Regions from separate parts of the Homo sapiens genome. Here region 1 is linked to region 2. Evidence: chromatin contacts called from ENCODE Hi-C or POLR2A ChIA-PET data. All regions are on one chromosome and are shown on one strand. Each heading gives the region's core, a stretch centred on a gene start or an enhancer-like site at or near the end of the contact. The rest is flanking DNA. Distances are from core to core; before and after follow the strand shown.

What was found. Hi-C counts contacts between places; a loop is a spot of excess contacts on that map. ChIA-PET counts read pairs that join two places held with the same protein, here RNA polymerase II (POLR2A).
Region 1: a map with no recorded cell type shows a loop between it and region 2 (7-fold over the local background). The contact joins the promoter of WDR37 here to the enhancer-like site in region 2. A Hi-C loop is called at or near these places in 1 of 37 single-sample maps with no recorded cell type. POLR2A ChIA-PET finds 5 or more read pairs at or near these places in 1 of 52 experiments (H1).

What each region holds. Positions count from the first base shown.
Region 1 is chr10:1,053,760-1,058,854 of GRCh38, reverse strand. WDR37 (WD repeat domain 37) reads right to left here and starts at 2,470. Exons shown (of 14, transcript NM_014023.4): 1 at 1,887-2,470. It also overlaps a transcript of IDI1 not described here. RefSeq lists enhancers at 1,753-1,812, 1,913-1,972, 2,773-2,822 and silencers at 2,073-2,502, 2,933-2,992.
Region 2 is chr10:558,953-564,672 of GRCh38, reverse strand. All of the region lies in intron 1 of DIP2C (disco interacting protein 2 homolog C), which reads left to right. Among named protein-coding and RNA genes, the nearest start is that of DIP2C-AS2, 67 kb to the left of the region's middle. Within about 2 kb of position 4,197, at least 3 of the 41 ENCODE cell types and tissues checked have a DNase peak (open chromatin) inside an H3K27ac peak, as active enhancers do.

The DNA of each region.
Region 1 (5,095 bases), core at 1,221-3,720, 500 kb before region 2:
CCACCAGAAGTTTAATCAAGTTTGTAGTAACATTTTATCGTAATAACACTGTTAGACGAATTCCTAGTGGGCTGAGACACCAAATTCAACTTCTGAGCAATATCGAGGAAGAGAATGGTCTCTACAGGCAACCTCAGAAATCTGTCATCAGTATTAACCTGCTTAAAATGTTTTGTCATTGACGAAATGAAGGCATGGAATACATACACCATCAATTCTGTGGATGACAATCAATTAGGAAATACCATTAATCAGATAAATAGCCATCAAGATTTTCAAAAGATCTCAGTAGTTAAAAGAACAACTTTAAACCAAGGATGAAATTCAACAGATGTAAAATCTTTTCCCTGAAAAGAATAAGACAGGATAAATATGAAAACTCTATCTTAGTTTCACCTTGGGGAAAGGGACTTAGGGATTTTAGTTCAGGGCAAATGCCCAAAGTGAACAGCCTAACATAGCTACCCAAAAAGAGGAGGAGGGAAACACACTCACTCAAGATCTCCTGTATACAGCACTTTGCAAAAATGGCTGGCATATATTACATAACGTAACCTTCCCAGTAAGAAAATGAGGCTGATATGAACACCATGTTAGAGGACAGGGAGTCGGGACTTAGGAAGGCCTTGCCCAAGGTCACACTGCTGTTGAGACGTGGCCAGTGCACACGAGTCCCTACTCTGTCTCCTGTGAGCAGTATTAATAGAAAGGCAGCGTCTAAACCCAGGGGATAACAGATCACTCCATTTGTTCCACATTGGTGAGTTCATATTTACATACCGTGTTTAACTCCTGGGACATATCAAAAGCTATTTTGAAAGACTCGAATTTGATCAGGAAAGTAACCAGAACAGTGTGTGTGTCTGCTGGGGTTGGGGGAAGTTCAGAAGACGAAGAAAGTTCCTGGAGATATAACTATCTTGAGCTTTCTCATTCAGAGGTAAATAATTCCTGCAATACTTTTATGACCGTAACTCACAGGCCAACATACTGAATTTAAGAGAAAAACACTTGAACTTCAATAAATGAAACTTCCAAGCAATTAACACTTTTCTATAATGGTATCCGCTTCAAGGGACGAATGTTTTAGCGTTTAAGTTAAATGACAAAATCTCTAAAAACCTGGCAGACCTTAAGCTATTTTCACTCACAACCTGGAAAAATGTATTTATTCAACTTGGTTTAGTAAATGAGTACATTATTATTGTTGCTCTTGTGTTATTCCGGTGAACAGCTGTCTTAAAATGTTTCCCTCCAGCGGTGGCTGCTTTCAGGGGGAAGGGAAGGAAAAGGAAGTCTTCAAAAGGGGAACAATATCATGGCGCTGTGTTAATCACTTCAGCATCCGTCACTCCACACTCACCACCCTTCTTGAAGCCGACCATCCCCACTCTTTGGAGAGAAGAAAGGCCATTCTCCTCTCTGAAGGGCCTCCCAAGTGCTTCCCTGGAGACGCACTTCCCCGGGATGCCCAGGCCGAAGCAAAGGGGGCGGGGAGAGACCCCGGGCCGAACCCTTCTGCCCCCAACCCCTCCAGCGCCCCGACTCTTCCTGGACTCCGACATCTTCTGCACCGCCCCGGGCCCCCATCCCTCCCGCACCCTGGTCCCTCTGGCACCGCCACGGACTACTCCTGCGCCCCGACTTCTCTTGCACCCTGAACCCTTCTGCACCACGGCCCTTCCTGCACCGCCACGGGTCCTCCAGGGACCCGACCCCTCCTGCACCACCACGGACCCTCTGCATTCCAAGCCCACCTGCACCCCATCCGCCACTATGCCCCGACTGCCCCTGCACCCCCTTGAGCCCTGCAGTGTCCCGACTCCTCTTCGGGGCATCCGGGGAACGACTCGGCGCCTGACAGGTAGGAAGATGGCGGCACTCACCTGTCACAGCAGCTGCGCCCGCCACCCCCGGAGCCAGCCCAGGTCGCGCACCGCCAGTGAGTCCCTACGACGCGGCCCCCCGTACTGACCCGAAGACGCGCAGGACACCGCTGTCTCCGCACTGACGCGACCCCACAACCCCAACCTGGCGCTAATGCACTTCCGGTGTCGCCGGAAGTCCCGCCCCAGTCCCGCGCCGCTGGGTTCTCCGGAAGCCGCCCCACACCTCCGCCCCACACCCGGCGGCGCCGGAAGTCACGCCCCGGCTTCCGCCCCGCAGCCCCGAGGGGTCTGGGCGCGCTGAAGACCCCTTCGGCTGCTGGGCCAACGCCCCCACCCTTGGTCACGTACTCCTGCCGCCGAGCGGTTCGCGGGAGGTGGCCTCGGGGGTCGTAGCTACTCACCGGCGGGGCGCTCCGAGTCCATCTGCCCCGTAGCCCGGCAGCCGGGGCGGGAGGGCTGCGAGCCCGGGGCGCGGTCCGCCTGAGGCCTGAGACCCGGGGCCGCCTGCGCTCAGGGCCGCGGTGCCGGCCGCGCGGGAGCCTGGCGGGGACGGCGCGGTCAGTGTTCGGCTCCTCCGCAGTGACTCACCAGCGTCCTGAAGCTTTTGATCACCATTGGCTGGGAAGGAAAAACAGAATCAGCTGTTCCCTGCGAAAGGTGGGACTTGGGCCGCTTTTTTCTTAGAATCTAGGTTGGAAACGTCGCATGATGGTCTTTACGTAAACAGCCGTCTCAACGCTCTACAGAAAGCGCTAACCGCGCATTTGAAGCCCACCTAGAGTAAATCAAGAGCGTGAAAGCATTTTTTTTTTCTGTGTAGGTTAACATTCCTGCTCCTTCCTTTAAAAAGGAAGCTCAAGGCCAGGCGCGGTGGCTCACGCCTGTAATCCCAACACTTTGGGAGGCCGAGGCCGACGTATCACGAGATTAGGAGGTCGAGACCAGCCTGGCCAACATGGTGAAACCCTGTCTTTACTAAAAATACAAAAACTAGCCGGGCGTGGCGGCGCGCGCCTGTAACCCCTGCTACTCGGAAGGCTGAGGCAGGAGAATCGCTTGAACCCGGGAGGCGGAGGTTGCAGTGAGCCGAGATCGCGCCTCTGCACTCCAGCCTGGGACAGAGCGAGCCTCCGTCTCCAAAAAAAAATAAGGAAGCTCAAGATGAAGAGTCAGAAGTGGTAACTTGTTTGTTGCACAAGAAACAAATTTAGCATTCTATTTAGGGGATCCAGATTACCAAAAAAAAAAAAGAAGTGAAGTTATTTCTGCATTAAGTATATTAATAAAACTTTATCACTAAAAACAATTCTGTAAGAGGAACGCCAAGGAAAAAAATATTTGAGTTTTTAGAGAAGTCATTTTTTAAACTTTTAGAGGTTGTGACATTTAAGTAACATAATTTTATTTAGTACCTAGTATGCAAAGACATTGTACTGGGCATGGCAGCAAATAGAAAGCTTTGTAAATCGCAGTGTCCCATCTAATTAACCCGCATTCTAACAGGTGGTTTTATTTTTCTGGACCGCACCACAGTCAGGTAACACCAAGAATATCGCTAATGTAATTTTTTAAGTTGATATATTTAGGATTCCATAAAAGTCACTGAAAATAACTGAGAGCATGACATGTCACAAAACAAGGGAAAGAAATCATTTTGAGGATCAGTCGCTTTACATCTTTTGTAACTAATTTAATCCCCAAAGGAATCCAATAAAGTAAAAGTTATTCTAAATTGAATTTTAAGCATGAGAATGTGGAAATTACTCGTCAAAAGTCAAAAATAATCGTGCAGCAGGGCAAAGACTAAAGGCTGGCATCAGAATCCATATTCTTTTCACTGTTGATGTGCTAGGGCTGCAGGAACAAAATACTGCAAACTAGGCAGCTTAAACAAATTTATTGTCAGAGGTCTGACTGGAAGTCCCAAATCAAGGTATTGGCAGGGTTGATTCCTTCTGAGAGCTGTGATGGGAGCCTGTTAATGCATCTCAGCGTCTAGGCATTCCTTGGCTTGTGGCAGCATGCCCCCGCCAGTCTTCACATGACGTTTTCCATGTCCGTGTCTGTCTGCACACTTAGCGTTCTTTTTATGAGGACATCAGTCATATTGGAGTACAGTAGACGCTACTTTAATATGACCTCATGTTAACTAATCATATCCACAACAACCCTGTTTCCAAATAAGGTCACATTATAAAATACTGGAAGTGAGGTCTTTAACACATGAATTTGAAAGGGGGACACAATTTAACCCATAACACACTGTATCCTGAAATAACTATCCAATGTAATTTTTTTAAAAGACACAAAACTAGCCGAAATTATAAAAGGTTATGATTGCAATCCTGGTATCCAGTTACATTCTCCCTCCTGCAGAAGCTGTGGAGAATCCTGTCTCAGAAAACCAATTTCTATTTTGTCACATGTCCATCTATGCAAAATACATGTACTTTGTCCCTGACATAGGGCAACAATGCTGAATTTACTAAGACTCATTTTTGCGCATGGTTTGATAGGGAATTAAGATTTACTAGGTATTCTGTCATTGTCCTCATTACTGATTATTTTAACTGTGTCTCAAACACTTGGATAGTACACTATAGTGTTATAAGCTGTTTGACATGTCGCTTCCTAAATTCTCAAGTTATATATATGTGTGTATATATGTCATGTAACAGGCACAACTGTTTTCATGTGTATCACTTTATTGCACTTCACAGGTATCATATGTTTCTTACAAAGTGGAGGTTTGTGGCAGCCCTGCATGGAGCAAGTCTGTCAGCACCATCTTTCTAACAGTATGTGCTCACTTCATGTCTCTCTCACATTTTGGTAATTCTTGGAATGTTTCCGTTATTAAATCAGTTATAGTGATCTGTGATTAGTGATCTTTGATATTACTGTCATAATTGCTTGGGGGGCACCATGAACCACCCCTATATAAGACAGCAAACTGAGTCGATAAATGTTTTATGTGTTCTGACCACTGCACTGACCAGCTGCCTCCCTATCTCTCTCCTTCTGCTCAGACCTCCCTATCCTTGAGACACAGCAATACTGAAATTAGGGGCCAGGCATGGTGGTGGCTCATGCCTGTAGTCCCAGCTACTTGGGAGACTGAAGCAGGAGGATTGCTTGAGCCTAGGAGTTCGAGGCTGCAGTGAGCTGTGATCACGCCACTGCACTTCAGCATGGGCAGCAAAGCA
Region 2 (5,720 bases), core at 2,948-5,447:
ATCCGCTAAGGAGGGAACTTCTTTTACCTCATGTTAGAGATGAGGAAACAGAGGTCAAAAGGAGACAGGCAAAATGCCACAGAGTCCAGCGGCAGACCTGGGATCAGAACACAGTGCTCAGCTTCTGTGTGGACACCCTTAGCTCTGCTGCGCTTGGCCCTCAGCTACTGGCCAAGATGGAATAACAGGTACTAGACTTGCCCCTGTCCCTGGAGAAAATATGTGGAACAATGGTTCTTAAGGCTTTGGACGTCAGGCAGTGAAGGCCTGTGGGTGAGAAGGGGAGTGAGTGAGGCTGCCCCAAGGTGACGTCCAGGCTGGGGTGTGGGGAGGGTGATCTGTGGTTGAGGAGATGGAGCTGTGGGCTGGAGAGATCAAGGAGATGAGGATGGTTATGTCCAAGAGAGCCAGTGACGTTCACCCAGACGCTGCTGCCTCAACCACGTGCGGGGGTGGGGGGAACGTTCTCCCCCGAGGGCCTGCTAGTGAGTAATGAGAGGACCACCATGGACTCAGACACTTTATATTCTCACAGGGTCTGAGAATTTGCTCCCCTAAGTCTTTTTCTGTTCCATATTTTTTACCTGATTAGTTATGACACATCTTAGCAGATTCCACTTCAGGTTCTGTAGAATTAGTGTTTTCTCAGCTTTGAAATCTTCTCTCAAATAATTGATCCATTCAGATTATTCACAGACTTTAATTCTTCAGTTTCTTCAAATTCAGCATCGATTCCCTGAATGAGCGACCTCAGCAGTGTTGGGATTTTTGACACATTAAGAACTAAGGAAAATGACTCACACTCATTTGCCTTGCTTCTTAATTGACTATTGGTATAGCCCAGTAGTCTGAACTTGTTCTTGACTATTGGTATAGCCCAGTAGTCTGAACTTGTTAAGCAACCATTCTCACCGAAAGACTAATAATCTTTAAAAGTCTCTCTTCCTCTGGACGCATCTTTGGCTGCTGTAATCAAATGCAATGTAATCAGCACTGGTTAATGGCTTTCCTTGCTTTGCTAACAAATGCTCCTCAGAAACTTTGGTTTCTTTTTCATTTTCATTGTTGTGAAATTCTGCTATAATTATATTTTAAGCCTTCTGATTTTTCTAGCTTTCCTGCGAGTTGGAAATACTGTGATGGGTGCTTAGTTTGGGATGTTGACGTACACTGTATGCCTAGCTACTATGCCATTGCATGAATACTGATTTGTCACTTTCTCATGAAGACTCATTTCACCTAGTTTGGTAAATTCTACTAATTTTAAGGAAGGGGGTGGAATACAACTGCTGTTAGGAGGTTTTTTAAAGGATCGGGGAAATATTGCCATTATTATTACCACCATTACGGAAGGAACATAAAAATACGTGCTGCTTTCAGTCATTATGAATATGTAAGTCTGCATCTGTGACTGCAGAAAATGGCAGCCCCAAGCCTTAAAATCGTATGGATGCACCAAGCCCGCCTGCAGGGCACTGTGGAACAGTCTGCATTAGTCGAAGTTGGCCCACTAGCCCTGAGGGGGATGGTGTCTGATTTATGATAAGGCCCTGACTTCAGATTACAGGCCTCCAGATACTGTGATATTCTAAACAAAGACACAATACTGCCCAGAGAGCACTTGTAGGCAGTGTAGGTGAGAAAAGCCTTCAAGGAAGATTACTGCTGCTCAGCTAGGAGGATTCTGCAAGGCAGTAGACTTTATAAGGTTGCACACGTCAATGTTCACAGAAGAGTATTTAGCTATATTCATTCCTTTTAAGCAGCCAGGCTTGTGTGTATTTTTAGGGGCACTCACATGGCAGCTCTTCCACTGTCACTGCTGGTTGTGCACTGTTGTTTGATGTTATGGATTTCTGTGTTGAGTGTGTCCTCTCCAAATGTATCTGTCTCTAGAATATTTTAGAGTAGACCATTTATTGGTTAAATATATGAAAAGCTCTCTGAGGGAACAGAACACTTGTTTTCAGTGAGGAAGAAATCTTTAAAACTGGCCATGCAGACCCTGTTATAAATGTTTAGCAATGGAATGTTTAATGTTTAACACGTAATGTTTAAAGTAGAAATTTTAATTTAGAAATCCTGTTGGAATGCCAACTTAAATTACGACCATCCGTGTGCATATGGAAAAGAATGAGAGTGAATGTACAGAATTGGAATTTCGTCTATTTCGTAGAGATTCTGTAATGTATCAGGTACAAGTCTCACTTCATGATTCAAATGAAGGAGACTGAAATTATAAAAACTGACAAAAACATGCCTTTGAATAGTGAGCCATTATCCTCCTTGAAATAGTGATTCATTCACTAGAAGGTCCACCTGTAACTTTGTCAAACACATTTGTTGCATTAGTGCTCAAGTGAGCTCAATTTTCCAGACAGGGAAATTATTGCTGCTTAAAGTTTGTCCTGATGATGTTGGTGAACAGGGAAAATCCTTTGACGTGGATCCTCTGTGTGTGTTAAACATCAGATGCGGCCTGCCCAACCCTCTGCCTGTAACTGGGAACCTTAACTGTCAGGATCATTGTGGAGAACCTTGAGAAGGCAAAACAAAAAGCCTTTGGAGTAGCAAAAGATGTAGCTGATTTCATGCAGTAAAGCTTACACATTTTTCTTTAAAATGCATCCTTCGGAACGTCCGCTTGCTGATTATTTTAGAATCACTATAGTCTGGTGACAGCAGTTGTAGGAACAGGTGCACGGCCCGGCTGGTGCAGGAGGGTCTCAGCGGAGCCGCACTGCTGACACCGAAGGTGGGGCTAGAGCTGTCACGCGTGACTCGTGCAGATGGCCTTGGCTGACCTCCAGAAGAGGAATTGTCAGTATCTAAGGAGGAAAAAGTGTATTAATTTCATGAGTATTTGCCTTCACAATGGCGAAAACACTGAGTTTTGTGGCACCTGCTCTCTCTGGAATGAGGAGTCTTCCCTTCCTGGCAGACAAGCTCTAGACGGGACCAGGAGTTGTGTTGCTGGATTGAAGAGGTTTCCTTCCTGGGGAGGTGGCCTTCAAGCCTGACTTGAAGGAAGCTGTGACTGGCGGGAAAGGGCCTTGGAGACAGTGCGTTACCAGGAGGGTCAGTGGCTGAGAACCATCCTGTTCCGACTGTTCCCATTGTGGTTTTAGAGGAGTAAACTTGGGGAGAAGCAACAGCCAAAAGCCTTGAGGAACATTCTGTGATGTTGATCACGTTTGGTTGCGTTGTTGCTGAGACTCTCAAATGAGAGGCCCTGGAGGTGCAGGTCTCTCAGGCCTTGGGACATGGGAGAGCTGCTGCTTCAGGGGTTGGAGTCCCCATGCCAGTGGCTCTCAGTCTGCAGAGACTTCTCGTACAGTGGGCAATTGCTGCCTCCAATCCATTGTGAGTCCCCTTTAACCTGCCCCAAAATAAATACACATGAAAGGTACCATGTCAGCAAAGAGAATCAAACTCTGTAAGGTATTTAAAGAGATTTATTGTGAGCCAAATGAGTTACCATGGCCCACGATACAGCCCTCAGGAGATACTAAGAACCTATTCCCAAGGTGGTCAGAGCACAGCCTGGTTTTGTACCTTTTAGGGAGACATGAGACATCAATCAAATAAATGTAAGATGTACATTGGTTTGATCTGGAAACGCGGGGACAACTGGAAGCAGGGGTGTCCAGGTCATAGGTAGATTCAAAAATTTCCTGATTGACAGTTGGTTGAGAGAGTTGTACGATTAAGGGGTTGTGTGGAGACCAAGGCTTTGTCATGTGGAGGGATGCCTCCAGGTAGCTTTGAAGAGAATAGATTGTGAATGTTTCCCGTCAGGCTAAGAGTCTAAGTTCTGTCTAATTCCAGAAGGGAGGCGGGGTGATAAGGCAAGTCCCACCCCCCACCGATCATGGCCTGGACTAGTTTTTCAGGTTAGCTTTGGAATGCCCTTGCCAAGAGTAGGGGCTGTTGAGATGGCCAGGGGGGCCTAGAATTTTAATGCTTTTACAACCAGAAAGTGATTACGTTGTTTCTGTGGATGATAGCCCGTGTGGTAATTAATATTTTATTAGCAGATTAATTTGAAAGTCAATGTGTTTTCAAGTATGTTAATTATTAAGTTATCAGCAAACAGAAAGCTTACTTTGAAACCAGCCTGAGAATCAAGAGGCCTATCAAAACAATGGACTTGGGAGAACTGATTCACGTGTTCACTGCCGCGAGTTTCAGGCATTATGAGAAGTCTGTGTGCTGATACATTAAGTGACTCGAGAACTTAAATCCTGATGGACTCCTACTTAACAGTGACACTTTTTTCTTTTTTTTTTTAAATGGTTGTGTTTAGCTTGTCTCTTGTGTTGTGCAGCTTTTGTCTTCCAGCCGCTGAGCACTTTAGCTTTGTGTTCACATGGCCTCATTCTCCGAACCTCCCCTCTTTGTGACTCCTCCATCCTGTCCACCTTGATCGCGTGTCTTCTCCACCCCTGTGGGTTTTATCCCGAGGACTGCTCTCTGCTGTGCGTGGAGGGATGATCAGTGGACACTGGCTTTATTGACTCATTTTACACCTAGCTCCCAGTTTCTAAAATCATGATTGTCTTGGTTTCCCTGTGAAACTGGGAGTCAGGCCTTGGGCGCAGTGCTGGGTGTCTGTGACAGGGCAGGAGGGAGAGGTGAGAACCGGAGGGGGTGGGGAGAGAGGTGAGAACTGGATCGGGGGGAGAGGAGAACAGGAGTGGGGGGGAGAGGTGAGAACCGGAGCAATGAGTTCATCAAGGGGAAGGAACACCTCCCTGAATTCCTGTGTCTGTTTTAGGTTAAAGACGAATGGCCAGGTGGGTGGATGTCTCACCCGGTGTGGCTGGACCGTGCTGTGCTGAACCCTGAGCAGGGGCCCCAGCAGTGGCCTCCTGCCAGGCCGGGGCCATGGGGCTCCGGGGCTGGGCTTCCTCCTCTGGGGTGGGTTGTGAGGGCTTGTGCATGGTGCAAGAGTCTGCACAGCTGCTGTGTGACCCTGAGGGGCATGTGGGTAGCTGGTCTGTACTCCTTACCTGGAAGAACCTGAGCTCATCTGGGCCAGAGCCTTTGGGGAGGTAGGAAGGCAGAGACCTGGAATTCCTGCTTTCTCCAGACACCAAGAAAGCCCAGTGTTGCATCTGCTCTGAGGTGCTGTCAGCAGCCATATATAGTTGTTGATTTTAACATGAGGGAAGGTGCCGATTAACCCAGGTCTGTGGGGAGCTTTGAGGAGTCCAGGCCCTGGGCTTTTAAATATGTTCCTTCCTCAACAAAAACAACAAAAGACCCCTGTGGCTGATGCCGACTGTGTGTGGGGTAGGACACACCGAGCTTGTGTGGGGCTTCCCCCGGCGTTCCCCCGGCGTTCCCCACCGCCCCCATGGACACCAGCTGTTCCAGGCCGAGGCTTGTCCTGGTTAGACCCTCGTCGTGGGGTCTGTGGTCCCGGATCGAGGGCCCAAGCACTTCTCTCATTATTAAAGTGATTCACCTGAGATGTACAGCTGCCTCCAAAGGGTCTCATGAGCATATGAGATACAGCCAGTGCTGCTGCCCCAAGCTCATAATTCTAGTGGAAAGGAGAAATTTTACTTTTAATGTGCTTGTGTGACTCAGATGCAAATATTCAACTCCCGTTAAACTTGCAAGACCTTGAAAACCTCTGAGATTCCTTGGAAACCACTCCTTGGCCCCACGACCTAACTCACCTGTGGAGGGGGTGGGGTGGTCTGCCGGGGGAG